Linked DNA regions of Homo sapiens: region 2 is linked to region 1. Evidence: read pairs that join two places in POLR2A ChIA-PET (ENCODE). Cell type or tissue: OCI-LY7. All regions are shown on one strand.

Region 1 (4,000 bases):
TTAAAGTGCTAGAAAGTTGTTAGGTGGGACATCCCCTATTGAGCAGAAAGAGAAACACAAATGTTGAGATTTGTGGTTGGACGGTTTGTAATATGATTTTTGTGTAGCCTCAAAAACACAGAGATGGTATGAATGTAAACAACTTTGGTCGTTAATTTGGCCCATCCTTTCAAGATGCCAAATCATCAATTACAGAATATCAAGAATGATTATATAGGTATGTATGCATGTCTATACATACATATATACATCTGTATCTTCCTGTAAATAATGAAAGCCATGGTTTCATTCCAATACTCTTAATTCTAGTCCAACACAATAGGGTTTCTTCTGGTGTTTCCCTTTTCTGACATTGAAAAATCTGAGGCCAGGCACAGTGGCTCTTGCCTGTAATCCCAGCACTTTGGGAGGCCAAGGCAGGTAGATCACTTAAGGTCAGTTGCTCGAGACCAGCCTGGCCAACATGATGAAACCCCATCTCTACTAAAAGTACAAAAGTTAGCCAGGTGTTGTAGTAGTGGTCGCCTGTAATCTCAGCTACTCGGGAGGCTGAGGCAGGAGAATCGTTTGAACCCAGGAGGTGGGGGCTGCAGTGAGCTGAGATAGCGCCACTGCACTCTAGCCTGGGCGACAGAGTGAGACTCCATCTCAAAAACAAAACAAAACAAAACGAAAAATCTGCCTCCTTTTTTTTTTTCATTCATTCATTAATTCTTTAGATGGGGTCTTGCCCTGTCACCCAGGCGGTAGCGCAGTGACACGATTATAGCTCACTGTTGCCTCAAGCCATCCTCTCGCCTCAGACTCCTGAGTATCTGGGACCATACAGGCACGTGCCACTGTGCTTGGCTCTCACATTGTCCTTTTTACTCACCTTCCTGTTGGTGACAATCTCCTGACTATGTAGGCCATTTTCTTGCCCCCAGCCCCACTGAATGAGCTGGCTGATCACTCCTTCAAGTTCCATGAGCCATTGTTACATACAGGTAGTACTCAGTTTGCTTGGTTTTGATATTCATAAATTTCCATTGCTGTGGTTTAATTAAATAATGCCAGTCCTCAAATAGCAGTTAATGAAATACAAAATATAACCTGTGATCAAGAAAAGCTTCTCAGGTGGGCGTGGTGGCTCATGCCTGTAATCCCAGCACTTTGGGAGGCCGGGGCGGGTGGATCACCTGAGGTCAGGAGTTCGAGACCAGCCTGACCAACATGGTGAAACCCCATCTCTACTAAAAATACAAAAAATTAGCTGGGCGTGGTGGCAGGTGCCTGTAATCCCAGCTACTTTGGAGGCTGAGGCAGGAGAATTGCTTGAACTCAGGAGGCATAGGTTGCAGTGACCCAAGATCAAGCCATTGCACTCCAGCCTGAGCAACAAGAGCGAAACTCCATCTCAAAAAAAAAAAAAAATAGCTTCTCCAAAATTTTAAAAATTTACCCTGACCCTGAAATAGTTGATTGTTCCCTCCCTAGACATCATTCAGTTGGAGCTAGCCTAATTTTGTTTTTTTTGTTTTGTTTTGTTTTGAGATGGAGTCTTGCTCTGTTGCCCAGGCTAGAGTGCAGTGGCGCGATCTCGGCTCACTGTGACCTCTGCCTCCTGGTTCAAGTGATTCTCCTGCCTCAGCCTCCAGAGTAGCTGGGATTACAGGCGCGCGACACCACACCTCGCTAATTTTTGTATTTTTGGTAGAGACAGGGTTTCACCATCTTGGCCAGACTGGCCTCGAACTCCTGACCTTGTGATCCACCTGCTTCGGCCTCCCAAATTGCTGGGATTACAGGCATGAGCCACCGCACCCAGCCTTTTTTTTTCCCTTGAGGAGAATTACAGTCTGCACTGCTCTCAGCTGAACTTTACACAGCTTTTACATTTCCCTCTGTCAGTTCCTCTTGTAATGGTGGGTGGGTAGCTGAAGGGAGGATATGTACAATAATGTATTTTTAGTTCCTTTGAACAGAGAGGTTGCTTCAGCCATTGCTATTGATGGCAGGAAGTATATTTATAGCTCCAGGGAAGGAGGGGTAGTACGACTGCTGGTTTAAGAAAACCTGGGAGATTGTATTTAATATATGTTGTTAAAACTCATTTGTACTTTATTGTAAGTTCTTGCCTTAGAAATGCAGCTGAGATGAATGAACCTGTTACTTATGTTATATTGTTACTTATGTTATATATGTTATATGTATTATTGTAAGTATATTGACTCTGCTCCCTAATTTGGAAAAATCTTCCGTTTTGAAATTTTACAATATACAATACCTAAAACAAAGAGTACTTCTAGAGCATACAGGATGTATGTGGAGAATTCAGGTGTTAGCATGCAATTGAACAGTAAAGATACTGACTAGCAGTATAAATATCGTCCCCATTTAGATATTTTATTCATAAAGTTCTTGTTGGTGTAGCTTTTATTGTGATTTTTTCTTTTTTTTTTTTGGATACAGAGTCTCGCTCTGTCACCCAGGCTAGAGTGCAGTGGCGCAGTCTTAGCTCACTGCAACCTCTGCCTCCCAGGTTCAAGTGATTCTCCTGCCTCAGCCTCCCGAGAACCTGGGACTACAGGTGAGCATTACCACACTGGCTAATTTTTATATTTTTAGTAGAGATGGGGTTTCACCATGTTGGTCAGGCTGGTCTCGAGCTCCTGACCTCAGGTGATGCACTTCCCTCGGCCTCCCAAAGTGCAGGGATTACAGGTGTGAGCCACTGCGCCTGGCCAATTGTGATTTTTTTAAAGATTGAAACCAAAATATTTTATACAGATCATAAGATATTCTTGGTAAACACTAAGCACCTCATAACTTTACCACAATTTTGATTGCACAACTTTCACCTGTGGTTATCATGTGCAATGGGCACATTCAACACAAATCAAATTATTCTGAAGCTTGCTTTCTTTCTTTTTTCCCTACTCCCTTTCTTAATTGAGGGGAGCAAAAAGTTGGTTTCCAGGGATATGTCTTCTCTCTTATGCTGGTCCCAGATTGATGCAGTCATGGAAACTAGGCAGTAAACTCATTCTTGGCAGCTGCCGGCACTGGTCTGATTCTTTCTTTTAAAAGCATGAGATTCTTTAATAACACATATTGGAAAGATTGATGCCAAGTGATTCCAGGTCATCCTAGAGGAGGCTTGGGAACATTGTTGAATAGATTTAAATGATTCAGTTAAGTGAGTGATTTAACCCAAGGTTTGTGTCTAATTTAAACAGGACCTATAAAATATAGAACAATTGGTTTGTTTCTTTTTTAGAATATTGAAGATTAGATTTTAATTTGAGAATTTTACTAATTTGAGGGTTTTATTTTTTGTTTTTAAGCGTTCAAAATGTTGAATTGTAGATATGCTGAGTTTTATAATGAGCACAATGAAGGTTTTTCAACTGGCCCGTTAAAGCCAACCCACTAATGAAATGAAAATATGAAATATTATGACTCCATAATATTTCATGGATTTTGAAGCTGGGCTGCCTGGGTTCAAATCCCATCTCTGCTACTTTTTGGGTACGTAACCTTGTGCCAGTTACTTAACCTCTCTGTGCCTCAGTTTCTTCATCTGCAAAATGGGAGATAGTGCAGTTTGAGTGTTCCTAATCTGAAATCTGAAATGCTCCAAAATCTGAAACTTTTTGAATGCCTACATGACTGCTCAAAGGAAATGCTTATTCCATGGAGCATTTGGATTTCGGATTTTTGGGTTAAGAATGCTCAATTGGTAAGTAAGTGTAATGCAAATATTCCAACATCTTTAAAAACCTGAAATCCAAACCACGTCTGGTTCCAAGCATTTTGGATAAGGGATACTCAACCTGTAAATAATGTCTGTTTCATGGGGTTGTGATGTGGAGTAAGTGAGCAAAGTTGTGTAATGTGCCTAGCTTATAGGGAACACTTAGCAAATGTTGGCTATTCCATTTATATATAAGAAATAGAATTATTGGCTGGGTGTAGTGGCTGATGCCTGTAATCATAGTGCTTTGGGAGGCTAAGGTGG
Region 2 (4,000 bases), 190 kb before region 1:
TGATTGCACCACTGCATTCTAGCCTGGGTGACAGATCCAGACCCTGTCTCTAAAAAAATAAATAAAGTAAAATAAATTTAAATTAAATAAATCTGTGGTTGGAACTGTGGCTACCCTTGGAAAAGGGAGTGACAAGGAAGAGGCATGACCGGCATCTGGGCTGCTGGCCACGCAGCACTTCTTGGTGTGGATGCTGCTTTCATGGGCAGATTCACTTTGTGGCCATCCATTGGCCAGGCACAATGGCTCACGCCTGTAATCCCAGCACTTTAGGAAGCCGAGGCGAGCGGATCACTTGAGGCCAGGAGTTCAAAAGCAGCCTGGCCAACGTGGTGAAACCCCGTCTCTACCAAAATTACAAAAATTAGCCAGGCGTGGTGGTGCACACCTGTAATCCCAGCTATGTTAGGAGGCTGAGGCACAAGAATTGCCTGAACTCAGGAGGCAGAGGTTGCAGTGAGCCAACATCACGTCACTGTACTCCAGCCTGGGTGACAGAATGAGACTCTGTCTCAAAAAAAAGAAAAAAAGATTCACTTTGTGGTCATTCATGAGCTCACCGTTTGAGCTCCTGTCTCTGCGTAGACTGTGCTTCCATAGAGAGAAACCCTGTAGGTGACCTGCAGCCTGCCCTTTCCTGGGTCCTCCAGGAACGAGGTGCCTTTGGGGCAGGGGTCTCTGGCCAGCCTCATCCCCAGGCTAGGCTCTCAGGGTCCCTGCGGAGGAGCCCACAGCCTTTCTCCCCCAAGCCCTGGGAGTGAGCCCCTCCAGCCCAGGGATTCCACACCCAGAGACAGGACATCAGCACCCTCAGCTCAGGGCGCCCCCCACAACTCACACACTGTCGTGGCCCCCTCCTTCCTTGGCTTCTGCCTTCCCTCCTTCCTCATCTTTCCTTCAGCCGGTGCTGTGACCGGAAGAGCTGTGGCAACCGGAATGAGACGCCCTCAGACCCCGTCATCATTGACAGGTACAGGCTCAGGGAGGGGGCCTGGAAGCTCAGAGGAGAGTGGGGGAGGGGCAGCTGTTTTCAACCACAGAGCACCAAGGCTCAAGGGAGGAGCGGAGCAGCCCCCCCGGGGCACCAGGTTGGGTGGCTCTGAGCAGAGAGGGAAACTGCCAGGCACCAGGGAGCCTCCAGCCGTGGCCCCTGAGTGAGGCCCCAGGTGGCCAACTTTCTGGAGCTGCTTTCCCCGACTCCCTGAGAGAAGGAGCCAGGGAGGGCAGGGAGGTTGAGAGGGGGGTGGGAAGGGAGGGGAGGAACCAGCACTCAGGAACCGTCCAGGTGGAGTGGCCAGCGTGGTCATGTCAGCAAAAACCAGGCTCAGGTTCCCAGTTCACCCCTGTGCTGTCTGACCTGACTTCTCTGAACATTCGTTTCTTTCACTGGAAAAGTGGGGAAAGAGCTGGCAGGTTTCAGTCATAGAATTGTCGAGGTGATGCATGTAAAAGTGCATTTGCACACCATGATTTCTATTTCTTTATTTTGTGTGTGTGTGTTTGTTTTGTTTTGTCGCCCAGGCTAAAGTGCAGTGGTGTGGTCATGGCTCACTGCAGCCTCAATCTCCGAGGTTCCGGTGATCCTCCCACCTCAGCCTCCCAGGTAATTGGGACTACAAGGACACGCCTCCACACCTGGCTAATTTTTTGTATTTTTTGTAGAGACCGGGTTTTGCCATATTGCTCAGGCTGGTCTTGAACTCCTGGGCTCAAGCAATCCACCCACCTCGACCTTCCAAAGTGCTGGGATTACAAACATGAGCCACTGTGCCTGGCCTACTTCTTTTTGAAGAGGAAATGCATAAATAAGGTGTAAAATTCAAATGGTACAAAACAGTAAATAATGAAAAGGAAGTCTCCCTCCACCCCTATGTAGAGCATACTGTACATGTTTTTTTTTTTTGGTAACAATATATTTTAGATATTCCACACAGGAACATAAACCATATCTTATTCTCCTTTTAATAGAAAAAGCATTCATAGGTGCAAAAATTCAAGAAGCTTAAAAGGGTTTACAGCAAACTGTCTCCCACCTCTGTCTCCCACCCATCCATTCCCCACCAAATAAGCTACCACTATTAGCAGTTTCTGTTGTATCCTTCCTGAGATAGTCTGTGCATATACAACAAAATAGTTATATGTTCTTTTTGTACCCTTTCCTTTTGTTTTTATAAAAATGGTGACAGTGGCTGAGTGCAGTGGCTCATGCCTGTAATCCCAACACTTTGGGAGGCTGAGGCAGGGGGATTGCTTGAGCCCATGAGTTTGAGACCAGCCTGGCCAACAGGGTAAAATCCCATCTCAACAAAAAATACACACACAAAAATTAGCTGGGCATGGTGGTGTACATCTGTGGTCCCAGCTACTCAGGAGGCCGAGGTGGGAGGATCACCTGAGCCCAGGAGGTCTAGACTGCAGCGAGCTGTGATTGTGCCACTGCACTCCAGTCTGGGCAACAGAGTGAGACCCTGTCTAAAATAATAATAATAATAATAATAATAATAATAAAATTAAATTAAAATTAAAATGGTGGCAGGAAGCAGAACTTTCAGCACCTTTCTTTTTCCTTGAAAAATTTAGATCTGGGAGTTTACATCAGGACACAAGAAGTCTCCTTATTCTTTTTTGCCACTGCAAAATATTTCATTGTATGGGTATGCCATAATTTATTTAAATAGTCAGATATTGCTGGACATTTTGGTTGTTTTCATCCCTTTTCAGGGATTTAAAAATGCTGCAGTGAATTACTTTGTCCATGTGCCATTTCACACGTGTAAATTTATATGAAGGCTATTACTAAGTAGAATTGCTGGGACAAAGAATATGTGCATTTGTAGTTTTGATAGCTACTGCCAATTCGATCTCTGTAGGGGTTATACCAACAGCATTGAAACCAGCAATTTTGAGAATGCCTATTCCTTACACTCTGGCCAATTAAGTATTTTTGTTTATTTGTTCAATCAACAATTCTTGAGCATCTACTCTGTGCTAAGAACTTTTCTACATGCTGTGGATTAAGCAATGACCAAAATAGACAAAAAGCCTTGTGTTCACGGGCTTACAATCTGGTAGGGGAAATAGACATTAACAAACTAAATGAAAAAAATACATAGCATGTTAGATGGTGATAACAGCTAAGAAAAATAAAGCCATTGAGGAAGATCTGGGAGTGCCTAGGAAGGAAGGTTTGAAGCTTTAGGGTATTTAAGGTCTCACTGAAAAGATGACATTTGAGCCAAGACCTCAAGGAAGTAAGAGAGTGAGCGATGTATTTATGTATCTGGGGGAAGAATATTCTCGGCAAGAGTGTGCCTGCTGTGTTTAAGGGAAAACAAGGAGGCCCAGGTGGCTGGAGCAAGGAAGGTAGTAGGAGGAAATGATGTCAGGAATAATGAATGGGGCAGAGGAAGGCACGACCATGCAGGGTCTTATAGGCTGCATGGAGGCCACACTTGTGGGTCATTGTAAGGGCTTTGGCAGGACATGGAAGCCATTGAGGGGTGTTGAGAATGATAAGACCTGCCTTATATTTTAGCAAGATCACTCTAGCTGCCATATTGACAATGACCTGTACAAGGCAGGGAGATGAGTTAGGAAGCCAGTACAATAGCCCAGGTGAAGGATGATGGAAGCTGAGACTAGGGATGCTATAGGGGAGGTTGTAAGAAGCGGCTGCATTCTGTGTACATTTCATTTCATAGGCAGGACTGACAGGATTTGTTATGGAAGGAGAGAGAGAGAGTCAAAGACTCAAAGATGTCTCCAAGGTTTCTGACCTATCAACTTAGAAGGATGGAGTTTCCTGAGAAGGGTGTGATTTGGGGAAGAGCAGGTTTTGGAGGAGAAAGATCTGGAGTTTGGTTTGAGCATGTTATGTTTATGATGCTCACTAAACATCCAAGTGAGGAGCTGAAAAAGCCACAGAAAACATGAGGATGGGACTCAAGAGAAAGGTTCAGGCTGCAGATGTAAATTTGAATGAATGAAATCATCGAGGGGA

The links. Peaks named below come from ENCODE experiments on the same cell type or tissue, not always from the same donor. Only the 100,000 strongest peaks of a DNase experiment are listed, where the experiment ranks them.
Region 2: POLR2A ChIA-PET joins it to region 1 with 6 read pairs; 2 of 35 experiments call an interaction of 5 or more read pairs at or near these places.

The regions. Positions count from the first base shown.
Region 1 is chr20:2,899,460-2,903,459 of GRCh38, forward strand. The region is part of intron 1 of PTPRA (protein tyrosine phosphatase receptor type A); the gene reads left to right. Among named protein-coding and RNA genes, the nearest start is that of PTPRA, 28 kb to the left of the region's middle. In OCI-LY7, no CTCF peak of the experiment used is centred here; a DNase peak (open chromatin) is centred at 1,942; H3K4me3 peaks cover 695 bases; H3K27ac peaks cover 2,167 bases.
Region 2 is chr20:2,708,673-2,712,672 of GRCh38, forward strand. It overlaps EBF4 (EBF family member 4), which reads left to right. Exons shown (of 17, transcript NM_001395167.1): 6 at 902-970. Among named protein-coding and RNA genes, the nearest start is that of EBF4, 18 kb to the left of the region's middle. In OCI-LY7, no CTCF peak of the experiment used is centred here; no DNase peak of the experiment used is centred here.